Regions from separate parts of the Homo sapiens genome. Here region 1 is linked to region 2. A link is an interaction called in ENCODE POLR2A ChIA-PET data of the cell type or tissue named here. Cell type or tissue: PC-9. All regions are shown on one strand. Each heading gives the region's core, and the rest is flanking DNA. Links, peaks and the distances in the headings are about the cores only. Region 1 overlaps LINC02685 (long intergenic non-protein coding RNA 2685). Region 2 overlaps LOC105376650 (a long non-coding RNA gene).

The links. Peaks named below come from ENCODE experiments on the same cell type or tissue, not always from the same donor. Only the 100,000 strongest peaks of a DNase experiment are listed, where the experiment ranks them.
Region 1: POLR2A ChIA-PET joins it to region 2 with 20 read pairs; 3 of 35 experiments call an interaction of 5 or more read pairs at or near these places.

What each region holds. Positions count from the first base shown.
Region 1 is chr11:44,977,198-44,989,723 of GRCh38, reverse strand. LINC02685 (long intergenic non-protein coding RNA 2685) reads right to left here. Exons shown (of 4, transcript NR_026681.1): 3 at 12,322-12,415; 4 at 11,696-12,236. Among named protein-coding and RNA genes, the nearest start is that of LINC02685, 9.6 kb to the right of the region's middle. RefSeq lists enhancers at 1-94, 12,417-12,526. In PC-9, for the core only: no CTCF peak of the experiment used is centred there; no DNase peak of the experiment used is centred there; H3K27me3 peaks cover 818 bases.
Region 2 is chr11:45,038,279-45,050,804 of GRCh38, reverse strand. It overlaps LOC105376650 (a long non-coding RNA gene), which reads right to left. Exons shown (of 3, transcript XR_931237.3): 2 at 9,059-9,268; 3 at 6,752-7,110. Among named protein-coding and RNA genes, the nearest start is that of LINC02685, 71 kb to the right of the region's middle. RefSeq lists a silencer at 1-38 and enhancers at 928-1,427, 8,972-9,473. In PC-9, for the core only: no CTCF peak of the experiment used is centred there; a DNase peak (open chromatin) is centred at 4,679.

The DNA.
Region 1 (12,526 bases), core at 3,376-5,875, 61 kb after region 2:
AGCCTGTGAGCTGGGCCTTATCCCATTTTACAGATGAGAAAACCAAGGCTCCGGAGAGCTCCTGGAAGGATCTATCAGCAAAGCTACCTGTCCTTGGATGATGGGAGAAGTGAGGAGGGCTGGTCCTGACCTGGAAAGGAAGTTCAAGACCCCTGCCCTAGAGGTCATCATCCTTCATGCATTGATCTGAGGCTGAGGGAGGTCCCCTAAACAAACTCAGGGTCCCAAAGCTGACTGGTTACTTAGCACTGGGCCTCTGACCTGGGGTCCTGACAATTGGTTGCTGATAAGAATCAGTGCCATGCCCAGTCAGGCAGAAGGTGAGCCAGGTACTAACAGGAGGGTGGCAGGAGAGAGGGCTTTACTGGACACATTGCCTCTGACGATCTCATCCCTGCACCTCCCAGTTCAACCGCAGTGCTCAGAACCCATGCTCCACTCTACTCCTTTACCATCTTCTCATCAGAGTCTTAGCAGCCCTCGGGAAGGTCTGGGAAAAACGAGCCCATGGGGGGAGCCCACTCACAAGCCCACTCCTAGATTGCTTCTCCCCTGGATTTGCACAGGCTGCCCTCACTACCAAGGCTAATAAGCTAATGGCACACAGTGTGCGGGGGGTGGGGAGAGATGGCTACTGTTGATGGAGCCCCTGTGAGAGGCACCAGGCTCAGGGAAATCTGGAAGCATAATCATAACTCACTGTGGGCAAGTTCTTGCTGTTTACAGGGAGCTCCTCCTCCTGCTTCCATTTAATCCTCACTACCTTCCTATAAGTGAGTACTACCATCTCCATTTTGCAGGTGAGGCTCAGAGAGCTGGAGCATTTGCCTAAGGTCACATAGCCAGGAAGCAAAGTTGCCTCTGTAGCTTCTGTCCTTTGCTTGAGATCCCTGCTGCTTAGAGAAGTAGAAATGGGTCTCTGTCTTTAAAGTTGTGGCTGGCTGGCTGGGAAGCTGGAATTTGTATCTAGAATCTGCTTCCTTCCTTCTTTTCCCCTTCCCTTCCTTTCCCTTCCCTTCCCTTCCCTTCCCTTCCCTCCTTCCTTCTTTTTTTCTTCCTTCTTTTCTTATCCATCGTCCATCCATCCATCCAACAAACATGTGCCAGGCATTCTGCTAAAGAACCCTGAGAAAGGCAGTAAAAAGCAGACATAATCCAGCCTCCGTGGAACTTATGGTCTGTGGAGGGGGCAGAAAGAGACAGCCGTGACTCAAATAATGACACGAATAAATAAAAATGGCCACAGTGACAAGTGCTCTCTCAGTGAAAGTGTGTCTGGGACTCAGGTCAGAGAGGGCCCCCTTCCCTGCCAAGCTGAAGTCTGAAGGGTGCATGGGACACAACAGGTGAAGAGAATGGGGAGCTATACCCATGAGGGTGTGGCTGTGCAGAGATGGGGCCACCCATGCCAGCTCTGGGGTCAGGCTGGGACTCAAATCTTGGGGTTGCTGCTGACCAGTTAGGCAACTTTGATAAGCCCATCAAGCTTTTAGCCTCCATTTCCCAAAAACCAGGCTTATAAGAATACCTACTTTATAGGAATGTCATGAAGATTTAATGGGATGAAGTGAGTAAGTCTCAGCGTGGCACCTGGCCCCAGGTAAATACTCTGATCAACATGTGGCCCCTTAGTAAGCGTGGTCAATGAATAAACAAACCCATAAAAGCACTTCGCAGGAAGGTCTGACTGTGGTACAAACTGAGGGTGTGTGTGGAAAGTTCTCTTAGATCACCTAGCAGTGGTTCAACCTCGGCTGCATGTAAAGGCGCCCTCCAAGGTTGGAGATCTGGATACACAGAAAAGACCAAGAAGGGCGCTCCAGACTTGGGGAAGAGGCTGAACCCATTTTTGGAGATTGGGGTGGAGTATGGCATTTGGGAAGCGAGGCATGATGAAGACTGAACTGTGTGGGAAGGTGGCTTCCACAGCAGGCGGCTCCGACACAGGCAGCCAGGGGCAGGGGCTCAGGCGGTTTGAGGGCCGTGAGAGGCCTTTGGTCTGGTTGGACTGGAAACAACCCTGCAGGCGGGTGGGTTTGGAAACTCTCTCATCTGCAGGGCTGCCTCGGTGGAAGGAGCAGGATGGCAGGGGTGTCATCTTCCATGCCAATTCCCAGTGATTGGAGCAGCTCCTAGAGTGCCGTGTTGAGAAGACTCAGGTTGCATCTGAGTGTGATTAGCAACGGGAGCCAAGCGTTTGCAGGCCCAGGGAGTAGCACAATTGCCAGGTACTTCCCATCCTGGCTGGGTGGAGTTGGAGAGGACAGCTAGGGTGGGGAGTAGGGATTTGCTATTGGCTAAATATGTTTGTGTCCCCCCAGATTCCAATGTTGAAGCCCTCGTCCCTAATGCTATGATATTTGGGGGTGGAACCTTTGGGAGGTGATTAGGTCATGAGGGTAGAGTCTCCAGGAATGGGACTAGTGCTGTTATAAGAAAGACAGAAAAGACAGAGAGAGAGAGAGAGAGAGAGAGAGGAAGAGAGAGATCATCCACCCTGTAAGGAGAGGCAGGAAGCAACAATTTGCAAACCAGGAAGAGGGCCCTCACCCAGATGCCAAATCACTGGCATCTTGATCTTGGCCTTCCGAGCCTCCTGAACTGGGAGCAACAAAAGTCTTGTGTTTAAGCCACTCAGTTGGTAGCATTTTGTTATGGAAACCTGAACTAAGCCAGAATCGCTCTTTACTTTGGTGGTGCTTTTCCTTCAAGAAAGAGGACCTTCCCCACACTGCAGCAATTATAAAGCCAGCCATTTCGATAGCAAAGTAGGGTGAGGACAGCTAATGAAGGTATTGGATATTTCAAAATAGTTAGAAGAGAGGACTTGAAATATTCCCAATACATAGAAGTGATAAACACTCGAGATAATGGATACCCCAAATTCCCTGACTTGATCATTACACACTCTATGCCTGTAACAAAATATCACATGCACCCCATAAATATGTACAAATATTATGTAGCAGTTAAAAAAATGTTAAATGAAAGGAAAATAAATACACCCACCAGAAGAAGAGAGCTAGGTCTGTACTGGATAAGGTACAAGGCAGGAAAAAGTATAATTAGAAAAAATAAAGGGGTTGGCAAAGAGATTCCTAAGATGTCTTCTAGTTCTGATATTTGGTGGCGAGGAATTCCCCTAAATGCCTTTGAAAGGGCATGAGATTCCTGTCACTGGAGACATTCAAGGAAAAAAAGCTAGCAGAGCAGTGAACTGGACTGCACAGGGCCCATGTCTTAAAAAACAGCTAGGTGAGAGGACCTCTTGGGGTTCACAGTGCAATGATTCTGCAATTCGGCCAGCAGCTGCCCAGGAGGCTGAGAAATGACTTGCTTCTGAAGCAGGTGCAAGGACCGTGAGGGCTGGGTCTGTGCCTCAGAGGCCCAGAGATCAGAAATTAGGACCCAGAGGCATGAGTGTAGGAATTTTTACTGGACATCAAGTTCACCTGCCTGTCCCAGACAGATAACCTGATAACGACCAAAGTGCCTCTCCTGTTTTCCTTGCTGTACACCAGCTTTTACCTTGGAGTTATTTGGGGCCTGGGATGGTCTCCCTGGAGCCTCTCTTTTGAATGAGAGACTTGTAGATGTATGTCTTCTCTATCCTCTACTGTTCTGACAAACACATCCAGGAACAGCCAGTGCCTTCTGACCAGGGACAGAGGGCAGGAAAGGAAGTGCCATGCTTGGGTTCTGATGGGGTCGTGGTGACCTTCTAGGGTGCTTCTGTTCCACTATGCATTCAGGGAGGCCAGGACCACAGGATAGGCATGGCTGCTCAATGCTGTGTGCATGCTTTGAACCACGGGCTCAGCCCTCCAGCCCCAAGTTCTCCCTGCACTGCATGGAGCAGCGGTGGAGCGGCAGCCTGTGTGCATGGATATAGAGCCATCTCAAGACAGATGCCGCTACCTGCAGGAAAAGGCAAGGGGCCATGCAAAGCTGCTGTTCTCCCATTTGCGTTAAATGTAAATTTCAAATACATGTATGTTTTTACACAGATTATCTCTGGAAGGACATTCCAACAAAAATACCTGTGGTGGATACTCCCTGGGAGCGAGACTAAATTTTCATTCCATTACTTTGTGTATCTTTTGAATTTTGTGCCGTATGCACAAATTAACTTTTCAAAATTAGATCATTTTTAGAGCTCTACTCTGCAGTCAGACTCTGTGGGTTCACATGAATGGCCTTAGCCTCTCTGTACCTCAGTTTCCTCATCTATAAAAAAATAAAGGTGTGTTAGGAGAATGCATGAGGCTGGGCATGGCAGCTTATGCCTGTAATCCCAGCACTGTGGGAGACTGAGGCGGGCGGATCGCCCAAGGTCAGGAGTTCCAGACCAGCCTGACCAACATGGCAAAACCCCATCTCTACCAAAAATACAAAAATTAGCCGGGCATGGTGGTACCCTCCTGTAATCCTAGCTACTCTGGAGGCTGAAGAAGGAGAATTGCTTGAACGCATGGAAGGGGCCCTCAGTTCTTCCCAAGGAACGGGGAGGGCACCAAGGACAATAAGAGAGGGTGTGCTGCGGACTTGATGGATGGGAGAGCATTTGGCAAGGGGAGGGATGCATGTCAGGCGGAGGGCAAAGCTTGGGCAAAGGCTCAGAGTCAGTAAATGGCTGGCGGGGGAAGGGAAAGCTGGGGAGCACACCCATCCTCACACATACACGAGGCACACTGAGCCTTCATCCTTACCTCACCCAGGGTTCAAGAGACAGCCATCCATTAGCACCAATTATACTGAAGCAAATACAAGGACATCAGCACGTCAATAGATGAAACAACGAGGAGATGCTCAAAAACCAACGTCATCTTGTCTGCGAAGTTGCCCCTGACCAATCTATGTAAAATCACAGCATCCCCCTCCTCCAATGCCCTACCCTCCGCCTCTTACCATCCTCTGACCCACTCAATAATTTAGTTGGCCAGGCATGGTGGCTCATGCCTTTAATCCCAGCACTTTGGGAGGCTGAGCTGTGAGGATCACTTGAGCCCGCAAGTTCCAGACTAGCCTGAGCAACATAGTGAAACCTCATCACTATAAATAACTTTTCAAAAATTAGCTAGGTGTGGTGGCCCATGCCTGTAGTCCTAGCTATTTGGGAGGCCAAGGAAGGAGAATCACTTGAGCCTGGGAGATTCAGGCTACAGTGAGCTGTGATCAGGCCACTACACTCCAGCCTGGGCAACATAGTCTCCAAACAAAATGTAGTTATTTGTTTATTGTCTGTTTCAGGTCACCAAAATGAACATCTCATGAGGGTTGGAGTTTTGTCCATTTTATTCTCTGATTTATCCCCAGTACCTAGAACTGTGCTAGAGTTTTAGCATCTATGATAGATGCTAAAATAAGAGTGATCACCATTTATTGGGTAATTACCATGTGGTCATCATTCCTCATGTGTACTTTAATTTTCACAATGCCACCCTACAAGATGGGCATTTAAATTCCCATTTTGTGGAAGAGGAAACTGAGGGTTGAGAGTTATCAATTCAAATGCTGTTCCTTGGGTTCAGCTAAACCTTGAAAAGCACCTGGGTGTGTTTTTGAGTTCTCAGAAGCAAGAAGTGAAATGTTCATGCCCCTGAACAGCTGGGCTGCACTCGCCCCACCCAACTTGACCCTGGGCCTGTGTCCTTCGGGGTTGGGGTGCGGGTGGTTCTCACTTTCATGAGGGCTCCTTCCCTTGCTATCGGCTTCTCCTTTAACAGTGACGAGCAGCAGCCTGCCGGGTTGTGACTCAGGTCCTGGAGCCAGAGGGTTGGATGCCACCTCTTACTATGGACTGTGGGACATAAGTCCCACCTTCCCCACCAGCAACATGGGCGATGAGAGATAAATAAAATAATTGACACCATTTCTGACACATATCAGTAGTTGTATGACTCAGGTCCTGGCAGGAAATACAAAACACATTTGAGGCTTTAACTGAAGATAATTTAATTAAGAAGGTATTTACAGAAGTGCAGCGTATTAATATCCCAGTCCTGCTGTAAAAAATTACCCCAAATTTAGTGGCTTAAAACAACACAAACTTATTTCCTTACAGTTCTGGAAGTCACAAGTCCCAAATGCTAACATCAAGGTGTCAGCAGGGCTGGTTCCTTCTGGAGGCCCCGGGGAGAATTCATCGCTTGCCTCTCCTGGCTTACCTTGGTTCCTGGCCACATAACTGCCACCTCTGCTTCCATCATCAGATCACCTTGGCCCTCCTGCCTCCCTCTTATGAGGACCCTAATTACATCATCAGCCCCCCACTCCTTGGGTAATTCAGTATAATCTCTCCATCTAAAGATCAGTCAGTTAATCACATCTTTTTAAATCTTTTTTTTTTTTTTTTTTTTGAGATGGAGTCTTGCTCTGTCACCCAGGCTGGAGTGCAGTGGCATGATGTCAGCTCACTGCAACCTCCGCCTCCCAGGTTCAAGCGATTCTCCTGCCTCAGCCTCCCAAGTAGCTGGGATTACAGGCGCCCACCCCCACACCCAGCTAATTTTTGTATTTTTTAGTAGAGCCGAGGTTTTGTCATGTTGGCCAGGCTGGTCTCAAAACTCCTGACCTCAAGTGATCCGCCTGCCTCAGCCTCCCATACTTCTGGGATTACAGGTGTGAGCCACTGCACCCGGCTAATTTAATCACATCTGCAAAGTCTCATTTGCTATATAAGGTGGCAGGTTCGCAGATCCCAGGGATTAGGACATGGACAACTTGAGGGCCATGACTGCCTATCACACATGAGAAGGGATGGAGAGGCAGTGGGGGCTTAGCATCACTGGGAAGCTGTGCCCAACCCTAGGCCTGAAAGGGCAAGGATCCGGGAGGAATAAACACCAGTCTCTCCTGCCGGGGCCTTCCATTGGCTGCAGCCATCAGAGGCCAGAAGGCAGAGAGCCCATGGTCCACAGATGCAACTGGGACCTGGAGCAGAGAAAGGAAGGGATGGAGTGGGGAGAGACCGAAAATCAGCAGCACAAGACTTGAGTTGTCTTAGCTCGGACCATTGCTGTGTTGTGGCCTGGGTCTTCTGAAGGGGGTTCAGGGCATGGGGTGGCCTGCCTCTGTCTCGGCCTCCCGCTCCAGGACTAGCAGACCCCTCTCACACCATCCCAGGCAACTGGATGAACAGTCTATTCTCAAGCCAAGCTGCCAGGATTTGGGGCAAAAGAGCTGCTGCGGAAATTCAAAGCAAAACAGCCAGAAGTCTCTTCAAAGTGCACTTCCTTAACAAAGGACTTAGAAGAGGTAGGAAGAAAAAGGCTCTGGACGGCAGGTAGCCAGCTCAGCAGCACCATGACAACCCTGAGAATGGTGAGCTATGTGGGGACTGGCTCTCTGATCTTCCCCAGACCCCCTCGCTGGCCCTTAGACAAACAGGAGGGATGGGGAGCCCAGAACTGAGAATTGAGAGACTGGGGTCCAGTCCTAGCTCTGCCATTGACTCTCTGTGTAACCTTGGGCAAGATATAATCATTCTCTCTGCACCTCAGCTTCCAGGTCGGTGAAATGGGGATAATGTTACAAAGTGACATGGTCAGGTTCTCCAGAAGCAGGGAGCCTTATGCAAGTAATTTATTGTTTGCAGGGGGTGTCTGGGGTGAAACCTATAGGGGTAAAAGAAACAAGAAAGTAAGGGAAGAAGCCAGGCAAAGATGTGGGTCCAGTTGAAGTCTAGTCTCAGCCCCATCCCACAGGGAGCTCTGGAGTAGAGCTGTCCCCTTGAGACAAAGGCAGGGCTGTGTATCCATCTTGGGGGAGGCTGAGGTCCCTGTCCTTTCCCTGCTATGGTTGACTGTGTAGTGGCCCACAAAGGCGTCCACATCCTCATCCCCAGAACCTGTGAATATGTTACCTAACATGGTAGAATGGGCCTTTGCAGCTGTGATTCAGCTAAGGGTCTTCAGATGGGGAGGGTATCCTGTGCTATCAGAACAGGCCCAGTGTTATCACAAGGGGAAGGCCAGAAGATCCAGCAGGAGAGGTAATGCTGCAAGTGAAGGCTGGAGGGATGTGAGGAAGGGGCCCCAAGCCAAGGAATGCAGGCAGCTCCTAGAAACTGAAAAAGGCACGGAAACAGATTCTCCCGAGGCCTTCAGAAAGAGCTCACCCCTGCTGCCATCCTGATTTTTGACCTCTGACCTCCAGAACCATTAAGAGAATGCAATCCATGAATATCAGCTTAATCCACTGAGGGGAGTGGTCATTTGTTTCAGCAGCAACAGAAAACCGATACACCTGCCAAGGCTGAGTGGCCACACGATTTGACCCAGGCCCAAGGGTCCTTGTCCCAGCTCTGTGGGTGCCAGCAGTTACTGACCCTGTTTAATGAGCATCTGCTCTGTGTCAGGCACAGGCGACAGCATCTGTGCTGCACCCAAATCCCCTTGGATGCTGCTTACCAACTCTGAGTGCCCCGCCCCACCCCTGGCTTCTGTGTGCTTTGGCGTCTGATGGCCTTCAGGCTGCTGGAGCCACTTTGACCCTGAGTGCAGAGAACTGGAAGCCAGGGTGGGACGCTTGGCCAGTGGCAGAGGGCCTTGCTTTGAGTCTGACCAACACAGAGGCGTGATCTACATTGTGGGCACCCCTCCCCAGCCTCCTGCATGTACCCTGGCTGGGTGCCTCCCTCGCCCTCACCAGCTCCCCCAGGAGCACACCCTTGATGCATCCCTTGTACAGGAATCCTCATCTCAGACTTTACTCCTGGGGTCTGGCCAGAGCAGCACTGTACCCGGGGCCCTTTCTATCTGGTCCTCACAGTTCCTCCCCGAGGCGGGGAGGGTGACTATTCTTATCTGACAGGAAACTGAGGCTCTGATCAGCTCACAGACCGCAAAGGTTAAGCCAGAATCGGAACCCAGACCCTGGAGAGGATGCTTTTCCTTCCTGAACTTGGATTCTGCAGCCTTCCACACAGCCCCTTCCCCTGGACTCCTCCTGCAGCCCTGGGGAACGGGAATCGTCCTGGTCTGCATTTCCTGCAGCAGGAAGTGGCTGGGTGCAGTGACTTGGGCTCTGGAGGAGAAGGGTCTTTTTGGGACCCCGCCCATCTCACCCCCAGGCCTGGGGGGGATTACTGGGGCCTGAAATGTGGGTGCTGTAGCTGTGGCTCCCTGAGGGAATGAGGATCCCTGAAAACTCCACAGGCTTCATGCTGATTCTTCGATCAAATCTTGGCAAATGACTTATCCCTCCTTTCCCCGCCCCCTGTTTTCTCCTCTGTAACCTGGGGATCATAATCTCCACCTCATATAGCTGTGGCCAGAATGGAGGGAATAACATATGGGAGCGTGATTAGCACGGAGCCTGGCACAATGAGAGCGCTCCTTCCCTGCTCAGTTAATCCCTCCGAGCCTCAGTTTCTTCGTCCATAAAGTGGGGAGAATATCTACCGGGCAGTCATATCTGGAGAAGCTGTAGTTGGCAGGGGTCAGGGGGTCAGGAGTCCTGATCCTGGCTGACCTCTGACTAGCCACTTAACCTCTCTGTGGTCTGTTCCGCCCTCTGATTTGTGAGAGCCACGTGAGTGAGTGCCGTGACGTGCTCAGAATGTGCCCAGCACCTAGCAAATGCCATTGTTGTTGTGTGTGAAGGCCTGGCTATGCGCCCGGCATGCAGCAACGGCTCAGTAAACAATGGCTGTTTATTCGTCAGCATTTCCTGGCCCCTGTAATGAGGAAGCTCACCTCCACCTTCTCACTCAGCCCTGTGTCTTCCATTCCCAAACTCCCAGGGCCCTGTGCTCAGGCTGACTGGCTGCAGTTGCTGTTGTAAGGAGCACGTACCCTCCACGTCCCTCCACCTTTTCATGCCTCCAGCTCTCACCCCAAACATGCCTCTTCCACTCTTCTCTCCCAACTGGGGCCCCCATCCTGTACCTGCTCTTGTTCCACAGCTGCCATCAGCTACTTGGTGATGACTCACACTAGAACTGGGCTGATGCTGCGCAGGTGTGTTCTCCTTCCCCGAGCTCCTTAAGGCACCGGCCCGGCCGTCGTTGAGTGATGGCCAAACCCTGGCACCCCACAGGGGCGCTACCTGTCTCCTCTCCCCAAAGAAGAGTCTGACTTGGCAGCCCCTTCCAGGTGGACAACAAGTTCCCCGTGACGTCCCACAAATGCCTCTCCTGCTCTCCTGGGGTCCCTTTGTGTAGAAGCAGCCGCTCTGTATGTTCGTGTTGGTGCATCCTCACCCAGAGGGGAAAAGCAGCCCGAGTAGCTCAGCCTGATGCCTGTCGGACCGAAAGCAGCAGCCATGGGAGATTTTACCTTTCTTTTTCTGGACCACACAGGCCTGCACTGCAAGGCTCCTTTTGTTTTCTTTCCTAGGGCTCAGGATGGACAAGGTAGCCCAGAGCTGGACCAACTGCCAAGAGGAGTCCCTTCTGCCCTCTGCCCTCTCAACAATAAGACTGGCTCCGCCTCCCTCCCACTGGGCAGTCCCCATTGCTCCAACTGCCTCCTCTGTTGCACCCAGGAACTCATCTGGGCTCCAGCCTGAGGGAGTCAGGCCCATCTCATTCTCCAGGCAGGACTGAAACTGGGCAGGCAAGAATTTGGGTCTGACCCCAGGCTGCCTGCCTTGTTAAATAAGACCAACCTAGAAAACAAACAAAGAGTGAAAACCTCCAAACCCACCTGCTTGGAGCTCAGCCAGTTCAAACAATATTGATGAGTCCTGGCACTGGGCTAGGCCTGAGGCTCAGGGAGGAAGCCACACATTGCCTACCCCTGAGACAATCACAGTCTAGTGGGAAAGACAGACCAGTGGGTTCCAGTACCCAGTGAGGTCCAAGGCACTGCCAAGGATACCAAAGTCCAGGGGACACAGGCCGAGTCCTGCTGGAGATTTTCAAGCCCTCTGCTAAGAGGAGCACACCACACAGCCCATCTCCCTTCCCCTGCATGAACTCCAGCTCACATTTTCTTCTCTAGCTCCTCCTCTGACAGGCAAGCCTTTCTCTTTCTTTCCCTCTCTTCCTCCTTGAAGCAGCTCCCAGCCTCACTTGCTTCAATCTCTCTGCTCGATCTTGCACACCCTACACACACATGCATGCACACTCACACACTTTCTCACACACATACACATACTCTCTCACACACACATTCTCTCTCACATACACACACACTCTCACACACACTCACATACACACACACTGTCACACACACACATTCTCTCTCTCACTTACACACTCACACACTCTCTCACACACATTTTCTCACACACATTCTCACACACACAGTCACACACACATTCTCTCATTCATACCCACAGTCACACACACATTCTCCCTCACATACACACACACTGTCTCTGTCTCACACACACTCACACACACACATTCTCTCTCACATACACACACACTGTCTCTGTCTCACACACTCTCACACGCACACATTCTCTCACATACACACACACTCTCATACACACACACACATTCTCTCTCACATACACACACACTCTCCCCACCCCCAAACATACCCTCTTTCCTCCTCACTCCACATAATATGGAGCGATTTAGTATCACCTTTTCTCACTTAAATGTCCCCTTGGCATGCTCCCCCCACTCTCTGCCATCCCCACTGCCCCCTCTGCCGCCATCAGCCTCCTCCCTACAACCAAGAGACTCAGCTAAGTGTTGTCTCTGAAGGGAATTCCGATGACCACAGTTTTCTCAACCTCATTTCAAATTTTAAAAAGCCTGGCTTTATTAAGGGCTAAACTGCTCAGGAATTTTTAAGCACCAACATAAGACTTTAAAGACATTTCCTGCTAATGAGATTAAGTGAGATAACGTATGTGGCACGTGGCCTTCCTGCACTTCCTGCATGCCTGAGATTGCGCTCTGAGGCTGTTGCTTCAGACCGAGCCTCAGATGGCCAGAGGGTCTCCTTCACTTTGGAAGGAAAGTTTGCAAAGCCTTGCAGTGTGGTGCGACGCTGGCAGCACTGGAGAGAGTGCCAGGAAGGAGTCCTGCAGAAACCTTCGGGCCGGAGTGTGTAAGGGGTGTGTGGGTGCATATGTGTGTGTGCATGTGTGTGATCTGGAGGTGAGGAAAACGAGATGTGTAGGGAGAACTCCAACCACACACTGCCTGGCTCATCCCTCCCTTAGGGTCTCACTCAGCTGCTGTCTCTGGCTGCTACCACCATGCTGGCCTCAGGAGGTCACTGTGATCATCACAGTCCCTTCTGCTTTGGGCTGAACCCTTTTCCCTTAGTTCCCTGCAATAGAATGGAGGTTGGTTGTCATTTCCAAGAGAATTTTGCAGGAAGAACATGATGAAAACCTGATTATATTTATACTCACCTTTGCACTATAGTTATTTCTTAAAGCTCAGTTTCCAGCTCCCAGAGATCCCGTGGAAGTGGCAAAGACATCTACAAGCCTCTGATTCTCTACCCTAAGATAACCACAAAGACACAAGTGTCCACCTGGGCATTCGTCTGGGTGCGCTCTACTGACCAAGGGTCAGCCGCGGTGCCTGGGCATTGAGCAGAGAGGGGAAGGGAAC
Region 2 (12,526 bases), core at 3,531-6,030:
TGCAGTAAAAGGTGGGAGAAAGACCCTGGCAGGCAAATGAGGCCAGAGGCCAGCATGACATGGCAGGCTAGAGATGGAACTCTGCAGGCCTGATCCAGGCTCTTACCTTCGACATGAAGCATGTCTCTCAGCCTCCCTGGGTCAACGGTGCACCAGCGGGATAGAGATTGTAGAGATACTACCTCAAGGAGCAGGTGTGAAGATGAAAGGAGAACATACTTGTTAAGCTCCTGGCACAGTGCTGGGCTCAATGAAGAGAGGGTTAAATACTCACAAACATGGTGCAGCCTCAGCTCCATTGCCCCGCGCCCCATAACAAAGGTCCACTCAGTCAGCTCTGGGAGCGTCAAAGAGGAAACATCTTGAATGCAGCATCTTGGGATGTGCCTTGAAGTAGGTGACATTTGAGTGAAGGGTAGAGTAGCGTTTTAACAAGAGACTGTGAGACTGGGATGGTATTCCTGGGAGAGGTTACAGCCCGAGTAACAATCTGGAGGGGGTGGTGTTCAATCTGTTCTGAGAACCTGCAACTAGGCTCATATGGCGTGAGTGTAGGACTAAAAATAATCAAGTTTTTTTTGGTGGGGGGGTGAAAATTACAGAAATTCAGCTGAAAGGGGATTTTTTGCTCGTGTTTTCAGAAGAGTCCAAGAGATGAGCTTCAGGTGCAGCTGGATCCAGGTGCTCAAACTATGTCATTTCGATTTCTTCTTTCTTGTTTCATTTTTCTTGTTCTGCTTTCTTTGGCACTGGCTTTTTTCTGAGATAGAGCCTAGCCACATCTTAGGGGTTCCCTGCTCCCTGCTTCAGTCTCAATTGGGAAAAAATATTGATTTCCCAGTCATTCCAACCACAGTCTCAGTGCTGACACTGGTTGACCCAGCTTCTATGCCAAGCCATCCCTGAGTCAGGCCCTGCACTCAGGGCTGTACTCCAGGCTGAGGCTTGGGCCCACCTGTGAATCTGAGGGGTGGGGTCGGCCCTGCCTGGGCTACATGGGCCAAGAGTGGAGGCAGGGTATTTCCTCAAAGCCAAATCAGGATGACGTTTCCAGAAGGAAGGAAATAAATGTTAAGCAGACAAAAACACCAGATGTCCTCTACAGGTAGCAAGAGCTAAGGCTGCAAGAGAAATCAGAAGCCCTGCTCTAATTCACACCACCGCAGCCCCCGCTCCCAGCTTCTCCCACCTCCCAGCCTCCCCCTCCTTTTCTACAAGATGTACTCATTCCCACCTCCTTGGTTTCTCTTGCACACGCTCCCAACCTCCCTGGATGCTGGGCATAATCTGGTCCTCATCAGAGGTGCTAGAAATACCTTCTGTCAACACAGCATCTGCCAGCTGCCGCCCCCCACCCAGCCACAGCTACATCATTTGAGTTAGTGGGAACTGGCGGACTGGCGGCTGGAGGTGCGTGTGTCTCAGGCTGACTGGCTCCTCCCTGCCTCCACCTCCTGTCTGTGAGATCCTTGGCCATCTGGGGGAGCATGCGACTTTCCTGCCCAAACTGACCTTAATCAGGTTTGCGTGCACGAGCCCAGAAGACGCTCACTGGCTCCGCTGATATGCCAGAGCCAAATATAGGACAGGCCCAGCCCCACCCCCTTAATTCTGTAATTTGTTCGAAATCAGATGATAACGCTAGCCTGGGGAGACATAATTTGTGATAAGCCAGTCCTCCTGGGTTTCGTCCAAGATGACATCAACGTAGAGTAGCGTGCCTGTGGATCAGGCTCCTTCCCTGTGCTCATCATCTTCCCTTTTTAGTCCCTACTCCTGGTCCCAATGGCCATCTGCCACTGCTGCCTCTCTCCCTTTCCCCCAGTCCCTGACAAACTGACACGATGTGGAGGAAATGTGCTATTTACTCATTCATTCACCCTACCGCTAACCACTGAGCTCGTGCTAAGTGCAGACACTGCGCGAGCAGCTGAGGACAGAAGATGGACAGGCCCTGGCTGCCTATGGCTGTCCAGAGATTGTAGCCTCCCGGGGCAGGGGAGACCAATGTCCCTCTCAAAAGAATATGCAGTTTTCAGGGACAAGACTCACAGTAGGCAGAGCTGGGGGGGTGAGGGTCAGCATTACTTAGGGGAGTAGTAGGGCCTCAGAGGGCGGTCGAGGGCTGCCCACAGTGAACAATGGCGGGGGTGCAGAGCTGGGATGTCAGCTCTTGGCCTCCCTCACGAGCTCTGTCCCCTTGACCGTGGCCATGGGCTCCTGTCCTGCCTGGAGACAGAAGGCCAGGTCAGTGGTTTGGTAAGGATCCTGTTCTCTGGGGAAGATGTGAGGCAACCACATGGGTGCTTCAGACCTTCCTTATCTGCCTCCTCCCATTTCCTGGAATAGTTCCTGTTCATTCACACAATAAAAATGGCCAGAGTACTTGCTAACGCTGGGTCTGGGCCCAGGCACAGGGTAGCATGGGAAGCCAAAGATGTGTGGACCAAAACCAGAGGGTTTCACAGGTAAACAGAATGGTGTCTGTATGCAGCCAAAGGAAGGTTCAGGGCTGTAAGATACACTAAGAACAAGGGAACTCGTCTAGGAGGTCAAGAAGGTGAGGACTGAAGTGAGTTCTATCTGGCAGGAAAGTTAGAATTAAGTAGGGGAGACAGTGAAAGAAATGTGCTTTGGCTGGGCGTGGTGGCTTGCGCCTGTCATCCCAGCACTTTGGGAAGCTGAGGCAGGCAGATCACGAGGTCAGGACATCAAGACCATCCTGGCTAACACGGTGAAACCCGTCTTTACTAAAAATACAAAAAATTAGCCGGCATGGTGGCAGGCACCTGTAGTCCCAGCTACTCGGGAGGCTGAGGCAGGAGAATGGTGTGAACCCGGGAGGCAGAGCTTGCAGTGAACTGAGATGGCACCACTGCACTCCAGCCTGGGCAACAGAGTGAGACTCCATCTCAAAATAAAAAAAAAAAAAAAGAAAGAAAAAAGAAGAAAAAAGAAATGCGCTCCAGGCCAGAGGCATGACAAGGGTAAAGTTCTGGAGGCAGGAACATGGGGGTTGGAATAGGGGTGGTGCCAGGCGTGGTGGCTCACGCCTGTAATCCAAACACTTTGGGAGGCCAAGGTGGGTGGATCACCTGAGGTCAGGAGTTCGAGACCAGCCTGACCAACATGGAGAAAGCCCATCTCTACTAAAAATACAAAATTAGCTGGGCGTGGTGGCGTATGCCTGTAATCTCAGCTACTCAGGAGACTGAGGCAGGAGAATTGCTTGAACCTGGGAGGCAGAGGTTGCAATGAGCCAAGATCGCTCCATTGCACTTCAGCCTGGGCAACAAGAGCAAAACTCCATCTAAAAAAAAAAAAAAAGGAATGGGGGTGGTGTGATACTGGGCAAAGGTGGGAAATGGGTGGGTCTGACCTTGGCCCTTGAACCCCATTGGGGAGCAACAGGGGGCCACTTTGAGGGGTCCGGTTGGTCTCAGGCCTGGCCCAGGGTGCCCTGGTTATGAAGGCCACACTGTCAACCAAGCTCTAGGCCTGCATACAGGATGCCCAGTTATGGATAAACAATGAATACTTTTTGAGTTTCATATAAACAATAAATTTTTCGGTAGAAGTATGTCTTGGCTTCTCCACACTTATGCTAAAAAATTATTTGCTATTTATCTGAGATCCAAATTTAACTGGGCATCCTGTTTTCTGTTTGTCTGTTGTTTTTGCTAAATCTAGCAACCCTAGATGGAGAGATGTAGGATGTCCTGCCCCTCCTTGGGACTGTCCTCGTCCCCTCTTGGTAATCAGATGTGTCCGGGCTGATTAACTAGACCACAGCCTGTTCTCTCTGGCCCTTGCCACTGCCACCTGCCCGAGCCGCCAAAACCTGCCTCTCCTTCCCCCAGTGCCCTCACCCTGCTCCCTAGGACTCCCACCGAGATAGCCATTGGGAGGAGGAGGAGGAGGCAGGACAGACAGACAGCCTCCCAAAGTCATAGTTGGGAGTGGGGTGAGAATCAGGACCTGCCAGTTGTGTGGCCCAAATAAGCTCCCCCCCGTCCCACCTCTGAGCCTTTGGTCAGGCTGTTCCCTCTGCCTGGCGCTTCCTTCTCACCTTGCCTGCTCGTCCAAGGCCCAGTTTGTCACGAGCTCAGAAAAGTATTTTCTGACCTTCCTATCTTTCACAGCACCCGGAGACTTTGATGACAATAATATCATAAGCTACCATTTGCTAAGCACCGGCTATGTGCAGGGCACTTCATACACTGGTCTATTGACATTTCACATCTCCTGGGGGTGGGGGGTGGGCTTCCTTCTCTTCATTGTGCAGATGAGGAAACTGAGGCTTAGAGAAGGTGAATAAAAGATGCAGATTCACGCTGTGAAGCATCGGAACCGCGCCCGTCCTCACTCCCAGGAGATCGGGGCAACGCTGAGCTCAGCAAGGTGGACTGTCCACGTCAACAGCATTTTCAGACCACAGAGACTCCCTAGGTCCCCCTCCTTACCTTTCTCTTTCCAAATATAAACCACTCCTGCTCACACTTCCTGCCAATCGGCAGGAAACAAGTTTCCTGTTTCCTTTTACAATTCCCAGCTAGACTCTTCTTTGACCCCTGTTGCCTGAGGCTGGCCTAGCAGAAATCTGTAAAGAGTTCTTGATTTAAAAAGTAATCACTTGGTCGTCTCCTGGGCTTTAGTCTGTTTTTTGTCTGTTGTCATCTTGAGCAATATCCTGTGACTCACGCACCCCGTGGATCTCCGTCCACCCCCACTGGCTCGTGGAGGCAGCACAGACACCTATGCCTTCACCTGCAGTCTCAGCCCATGCCAGCTGCGACCTGGAGCACCACATCCCGGATTCTCCAGGGTAAATTGGCTGATTGGTTTTAATCAGTTCCCTGCTGCCAACAAGCCACCAGGGAGCAGAGTGGACAGGAGTGGAGGAGGGAAGTTATTCAGTGGGCAGGAACTCACTGTGTGTGGCTGGCTGAACACTTACCGTCTCTGGGTTCTAGTTCCCTCATTCATGTAAAAGGAAAAAAGAGAACGTAATTCTATAATAATAGAGTCACTCATTCTCCAGTCTTTTTTGAGCACCTACTTTGTGTGCTAGGGCACCGGGTGCGGTGGCTCATGCCTGTAATCCCAGCACTTTAGGAGACCAAGGCGGGCAGATCACCTGAGGTCAGGAGTTTGAGACCAGCCTGACCAACAGGGTGAAACCCATCTCTACTAAAAATACAAAAATTAGCTGGGCGTGGTGGTGGGCGCCTGTAATCCCAGCTACTTGGAAGGCTGAGGCGGGAGAATCACTTGAACCCGGGAGGCAGAGGTTGCAGTGAGCCGAGATCACGCCACTGCACTCCTGCCTGGGCAACAGAGTGAGACTCTGCCTCAATAAAAATAAAAAAGAAAAGAAAAGGAAATATGTTAGGCCCTAGACATATCTATGAACAAAAGGGATAAGAGTCATCCTCATAGCGCTAATATTCTTTTGGGGGAGACTGAGACTATAGAATTTCACTATCCTCTGTGGAAACCACTAGCCACACGGGGCAATGGAAATTCAAAGTATTTAAAATGAAACAAAACTAAAAATTCAGTTCCTCTGATACAATGGCTGCATTTCAAGTGCTCAACAGCCATATGTGGTCAGTGGCTATTGTATTGAGTAGCGTGGGTTGTGGAACATGTCTATCCTTATAGGAAGTTCCATCAGATAGACTTGCTGGAGACTAAAGTATAATATGACACCACGCAAGGGTAAGTGCTGCAAGGACAAGAGAAGAAGGGCAGGGAGTAGACAGTGGGTGGGGTGATGTTTTTTGTTTGTTTTTGGAAAGAATGGTTGGGAAGGAAATATTTGAGCAGAGACGATAGCAGTGAAGGAGTGGTCCTTTTAGAAAACCAGGGGAAGACTGTTCCAGGCAGAGGAAACAGCAGGTACAAAGGCCGTGAGGTTGGTGGGCTGAAGAAGGGAATCCAGTGTGGCTAGAGTGGATTGACCTGGGGAAATGTGACAAAAATGAGACCTGACCCGTTTGGGGCTGTATAATTTGGGGCCCTGCTCAGCATGGTAAGTTCTCAGGTGTAAAGGGAAGGTAGGTTGCAGGCTTGTAAGTTTCAAGCTGCAGAGTGACCCGCTCTGATTTACTTGTGAAAAGATCAGCCGATTGCTGGGCAGAGTGAGGGGTCAAGAGGGGAAGCAGGTGGCCAGTTAGGAGGCTGGTAATTCCGATGATTATCACCGGGGCAGGAGCACTGGATGTGATCAAAAGTAGTGAGATTCTGGAAATGTTTCAAGAGAAGAGCCAGCAGTCTTGCTGACAGATTAGATTTGAGGTGTCAGAAAGGAGAGCAAAATCAAGGATTTCTGGGCTGGGTACCAGTTCACAATGGGACCACTGAGACACACGCACAGCCTAGAAGTATGGGGGAAGTTGATGCCCGGTGGGAACCTTCCCCGTGGGGCGTTCTTAGCCTGGGGGAGATGGAACCTGTGATAAACGCTCCCTCTTTCTTCTTTGGATGAGTCCTTCTGGCAGTCCCATGGGATGGACTGACTCTGTTCAGAGCTCATCACCATCGCCAGCCTGCGACTCCTGGCACACGCTCCTAGTCCCTGCAACACGCTCTCACAGCTAAGCCTCTGTTGTTGGCTCTGCTTTCTGGAGACCCAGGCTAAGATACACCCATTATTTCCCTGCATCCATCATGGGATGTCCACTCCGCACAAAGCTAGAATCTAGGACAGAGGTTATACACCAAGCAGACACGCAGGGCACACAGTTAGTGCTCTATAAGTGTGGCTGTCATCATTATTGAGTCTTTCCACAACCCAGTGATCTAAGTGTTATCATCCAATTACACCGATGGAAACTGAGGTTCAGAGAGGTTAAGTGACTTGCTGAGGTCACACAGCAGGTCAGAAGTAAAACCCATACTTGAACATGTCTATTCTAGTCCAGAGTTCTTGGGACCAAGGGACTCATCTTAGTCAGTTCTGGCTGTCATAATAAAATACCATAGACTAGGTGGCTTAAACAACAGGAATTCTCATATTTCTAAAGTCTGGAAGTCCATGATCAAGGTTCTGGCAGATTTGGTTCCTGGTAAGAGCTCTCTTCCTGATTGTAGACAGCCATCTTCTCACTATGACCTCACATGGGAGGGGGAGAGAGAGAGAGAGAGAGAGAGTTAGTTAGTTCCAGCATCTCTTCCTCTGGTCTTACAAGGACACCAATTCCATCGTGGGGGCCCCACCCTTATTAACTCATCAAACTTAAGTACTTCCCAAAGGCCCCGTCTCCAAATATCATCACATTGGGGGTTAGAGCTTCACATAGGATGTTTGGGAAGACACAGACATGGAGTCCACAACAGGACTGTTTCCTGGTGCTCAGGGGCTGGGCTGCAGCCTTAAACCTCTCTTCCAGCTCAAGGGAGGGCTGAGCATCTCTTGAGCTCCCAGCCTGTGGATTGATTGGCTTTGATTATTTTCTGGAAGGATACTATGCAGGGGGAGTAAAGGAGCATTTTTGGGGGCCTTGGAGTGCAGATCAGCACTCACTCCCCCACACCTTGCCTCCCTTTCCCCTGGATCTGTTCACCCTTTGCCAGCAGGACACAGACCCACCCTTGGTATTAGCTTTGGCTGAGAGGCAAAGTCTGGGCTGCTGGGATGAAAGAAGGGATCTGTCTATAATGGTGTTTCCCAAGCTGCATCCCAAGGTAAACTCATGCCCTCTGAGTCCCATTAGGGCTAAACAAAGAGCAGGCTCTGTAATTAAATGTGCCTGGAAAATGTGAGGTTACATAAAATCGGAAGGCCTTTTTACCCTGGAATTTCTCAGAACCTTGAATATGCCAATCTGTGCTGTGACTGTCCTGAGGGAGTGTGGGGCATGCGGTATTTCCCAAACAGATTTACTCAAGGAACCCTCTTTGCTGAGGACAACTTTTTGGATCTGCAGAACTTGATTTGGGCACAGCTGCTGTAGTGTTTGGCACATTCTCCCCTTTTCCAGATGGACTAGATTGCCTCAGCCAGATGGGGGCTTCCCTGAGGCTGGCTGCTCCTGCCTGGGAAGTCTCTGTTCCCTCTCTTGCTTGCTCTGGGGAGACAGCATGAGTCACTCATCTTGGGCATTGGGTGCCAGCTCTGGGTGAAGGGCGGGGTGTGTTCAACAGGATGCCACTAGCAGCCTCCTTGGTTCCAGCCCTCTGGCATAGAAGCAAACGTTACCTTTAAGGGTAGACCCAATAGGAGATGAAGGTTCTTTCGACATGTGTTGGTTATTAGAGCAATGCTGGTTATTAAAAACTGAGATTCTTTTATACCAGTTGGTTAAAAGCTGCTCCCCCAAGCCCCTGAGTATTTTTACCACCACAGCTGTTCCAACCACCCCAGCCCTCTCCTGAGATCCTTCTCACAATCCAGCAACCAAGGGATTAATGCTTGCCACAACCAGGGCCCTTCAGGACCCTGCTTCAGGCCTCCAGAAGGCCTGGGTGTGTTCTAGCTGGTCATAGCCCTGCCATACCAGGTGAGGAATAATTTGAATATCATCCTTGGTGTCAACTATGAGTGCCCATCAGATGCTCTAGTGTCAGAGGATGAGAGCAGATGAAGAACATGGGGGCAGTGGTGTGCTAGAGGAGAAAGGGCTCAGACCTGGGATTGAGACCTCTTAACCTCTTTGTCTGCCACATTCTAGCTGTGTGCCCTGGAGGGGTTGAGCAGTGTTTTCCTTCCCTGAGTCTCAGTGTTCTCCTCTGCAGGATAGGATGCTATTCCTGCCCTTGGGAGGGTGTTATGAGGGTAAAGGAGCCCTGTAGCCAGCACAGAGCCTGGGCCACAAATAACGTGAATTCTTTTTTCCTTCCCCAGCCTGCCCAGGGCCAGATGCTGGTGGCGGCAGGTGCCTGAAGTGATGCTTCTCTTGCGTGTCCCTCACCCACAGCAGCCTTCTCATTAAGGGAGCTGTTCCGCATCCACATCTAATTACCCTCTAACTGCCTGCACCCCACTGAGCTCCGCCTGCTTTCTGCCTCCTGCCTGGGCAGGAGATGATGTCTAATTGGAAGCCGCTCTGCTAACCTGGCAGGACTCCACTCCTGATGGGGGAGGCAGTCTTGGGGGAGGCTGGCCCCAGCTGGCACCTGTGGGCGACTTCCAGCAGAGGGGCAGGGACAGCAAAGGCAATGGAGGCAGTTTCCAGAATCTCCAGGCTTTGGCTGAGTTACTGGCCCATGAAGGCAGAACCACAGTGAGCTGATGGTGTTGGAAGCTCTGCATTGACTTATTTTTCTGTAAAAGCAATTTAGAGTAGTGATTAGGGGTGCATGCTTGGAGCCCAACAGACCTGGTTTGAGCCTTTGCTCTCTGCTTACCAGCTGGAACCTCTCAAAGCCTCTATGATCCCCAGTTTTCTCATCTGAATGGGAATGCTATCATGGAAAGGAAATGAAAAAAGGACACAAAGGGTTTAGCATGGAGCCCAGCCTACAGCAAGCCTTTGGCCATTGGAGGCTACATTAAGCTGCAAACCCCAGGTTCCACCTCACCTTTCAGGGGAAAAGGCCCCACTGAGGACCCTTTTACATATAATATCTCATTTAATGTCCACACAACCCCATGCAGTAATTTGCTTTTTTCACAGAAAAGGAAACGGATTTAGAGAATAAAGTGACGTATCCAAGATCATCCCAATGGGAAGAAGTCTCATCCCATTGTTCCTTCTGCACCCACTCTTGGCTTTCATTCATAAACATTGATTGGGTGCCTATGATGTTCCTCACTCGATTCCAGCAAGACTAGACTCCAGAATTTTTTGCTACAGCCCGTTGTTTGGCAAGCCAGGGACCTTCACATCAGTGACACACACTGTACCTTCATTTCCCATCCCCTTTTCCCTGCATGCCTCTACTAGGGAGGTGAGAAAGCTACTCACTCAGCTTCCCAGTATATTTACAGCCAGCAACAGTCCATGATATGCACCTGACAATTTGGTAGGGGGAGTTGGAGCGAGCAGTAGGTGGAGGGGGATTGGTCTTTCAAACAAAGCTTTGAATTCCTGGTAAAGGAATCAAACTCCACGACTCCACAGATCATCTTCTACTCTCTTCCTTCCTTAAATACTCTGCCCTGACACAACCATGCCATAAAGAAATCTGGGCTGAAAGACCACGTGGAGATAGAAGGGCCCAGCATCACAGCTACTCAGTCCACAGCTGATCTTCCAGCAGAATGCAGGTAAGACCAGCAGAAGAACTGCCCGACCAGCAGAAGAACTGCCTGATCAACTACAGAATCAGGAAAATAATACATTATTGTCACTTACACTACCAAGATTTGGCAAGACTTGCTATGCGGCAAAATCTAATGAAAACAACTGTCTGCTTCGACATGCTAGCAGCCCACAGTGGATAAGCTGCAGGCCTGGCTTGTGACCCTAATGAGAGGGGAGCCTTGGGGACCTGTGGCTGCTGAAAAGAAGAATCCTGGCACACACTGAACACTCCTTCTGGTCTAATGTAAAAGGGAGAGAGACAAACACTAATTCTGGGTTTTCCATCTGGAACCAAAAAAAAATTTTTAAATAGGGCAATTTTGTAGCTTTTTGCTTGTATCCAGCCCTCTGAGACTGCTGAGACCAAATTCAGAAAATAACCATACACCTTGCCAAACTGCAGCAGCTGAATTTTTGCCATTCTTGGTTTCTATGATTGAAATTAATTCATTTAGTAAGAAAGACTGGCAGAGAGGAGGAAAATTGGGCATTAGAGGCAGAGAAAAGGCTTTGAGCAAAAGCTCAGAGATGTGGTATCAATGAAGCTTGCACTCAGATGTAAGTAAACAAGTACTAGGTTAACCAGTCACTTGTGCCAATGGGTTCCTAAACTTCAATGTGCATTAGAATCACCTGGAGGATTTGTTAAACCTCAGATAGCTCAGAGTTTGTGATGATGCACATCTGACGGGGGCTCATGAATTTGCTTTTCTGATGAGTCTCTACGTGATGCTGGTGATGTTCAAATTAGTCCCAGACTTTCAGAACCACTGGCCTGAAATTTAGGCCCTAAATCAATAAGGTGTTATTTCCTCATCTTGCAGTAGGTGATTGGGGTTATAGTTCAGGCCTCAACAATGCCATCAGAAGTCCAGAATTCCAGTCTGTCTTCTTGGAGATCCTTGTTTTTCATCTTATGCTTGAAGTCTCTTGGTCACAAGATGGCTGCTGGAGCTCCAGATCTCATGTCTGTTTCAAAAGAGCAAACTCAGTAGTCAAATGTCTCCTGGCATTTAGCCTGTAAAACTCACACAATCTCACTTCTGCCACATTCTATTAGTGAAAGCAATCCAAAGACCACCTTAGATTTGAGGGGATGGAATAGATTCTACATTGCAAAGGGGTAAACATGTGGGATTGGATTGCAGCCATTACAAGTCCTACCACATCTGCCTTCTGGCCACAAATTATTCATGTTCTTTCCACAGGAAATTATGTGTATCCTGTCTCCAAGCCCCCATAAATCTTACCCTACTTATAGCATCAGGATCATTATCCAAAGTCTCATGGTCTAGATCAGGTTTGGATGTCAGTGGGGCTCCTCTCCATCCAACATTTGTGAAATAAAAAGGCAAGTTGTTTGAACCTGCAGACACCCAACATACAATGGCAAGACATTATGGACACAATCCATAACAAGGAAGGACCATTAGGCATGTAAAAATCTCTGGTCCCTAGCAATTTTGAAATCTATCCAGGCACATCTTGTCAAGTCCACCTCCTCTGGGGATAGGAGACGCTCCTTGATTAGGGCCTAGCTTGGCTTCCTGGTGGTGGTCTCCAGTTCATTGTTCTTTTTAGCTCTTGCCTCCATTCTTTGAGCTCCTGCCTCTGCTCTCTGAGATTCTCCTATTCCATATGAATTTTTTTGCAACTAAATAGCTTTCATGGTCAGCTTTCTGCTTGTAAATTCAGAGGCCCAGAGTACTCTTTTCATTTGAAACTGTCTTAGTCCCTTTTAGTCCGAACTAGTGATACTCTTGTTAATACAATTCCCTCAAACATTGTGGGTTTTCTATGAATCTTACTGGGGGCATTCAGTGCTCCCAAAGCCACATAATTCTCTTTGAGACAGGTTTTTTTTTCCACTTTGGGCATGTCCAGCTGCTGTAGCTCAATACTCTTAAGGTTCTTAGAAGCCCTTTTGTACAGCTGTGAGGCACTGCTGGGCATCACTTGAAATCATTTTGAGGTCTTAACAAAGGGTTTTTACAGCCTTGATTCTGTCTTAACCCTAAGGTTGTTTTCACTCAGAATATTTTTCCAAGAAAGGTTAAGGGATAAAGAACAGTTTTATTTTTCAACTCCGCATATTCTGTTCTTCTGTTACCTCTAAATTTTTCTTACCAACTAAATAGTTTTGGTTCATCTCTCTTCCTGTGCCTTATCATACAACCCTAAAAGGAGCCAATTAGCTCTTTCCAGGCTCTGCTTGGAAATCTCCTTAGCCAGATCCATAAGTCCATTTGGCACATTTTCTATTTCCCAAGTTTCTT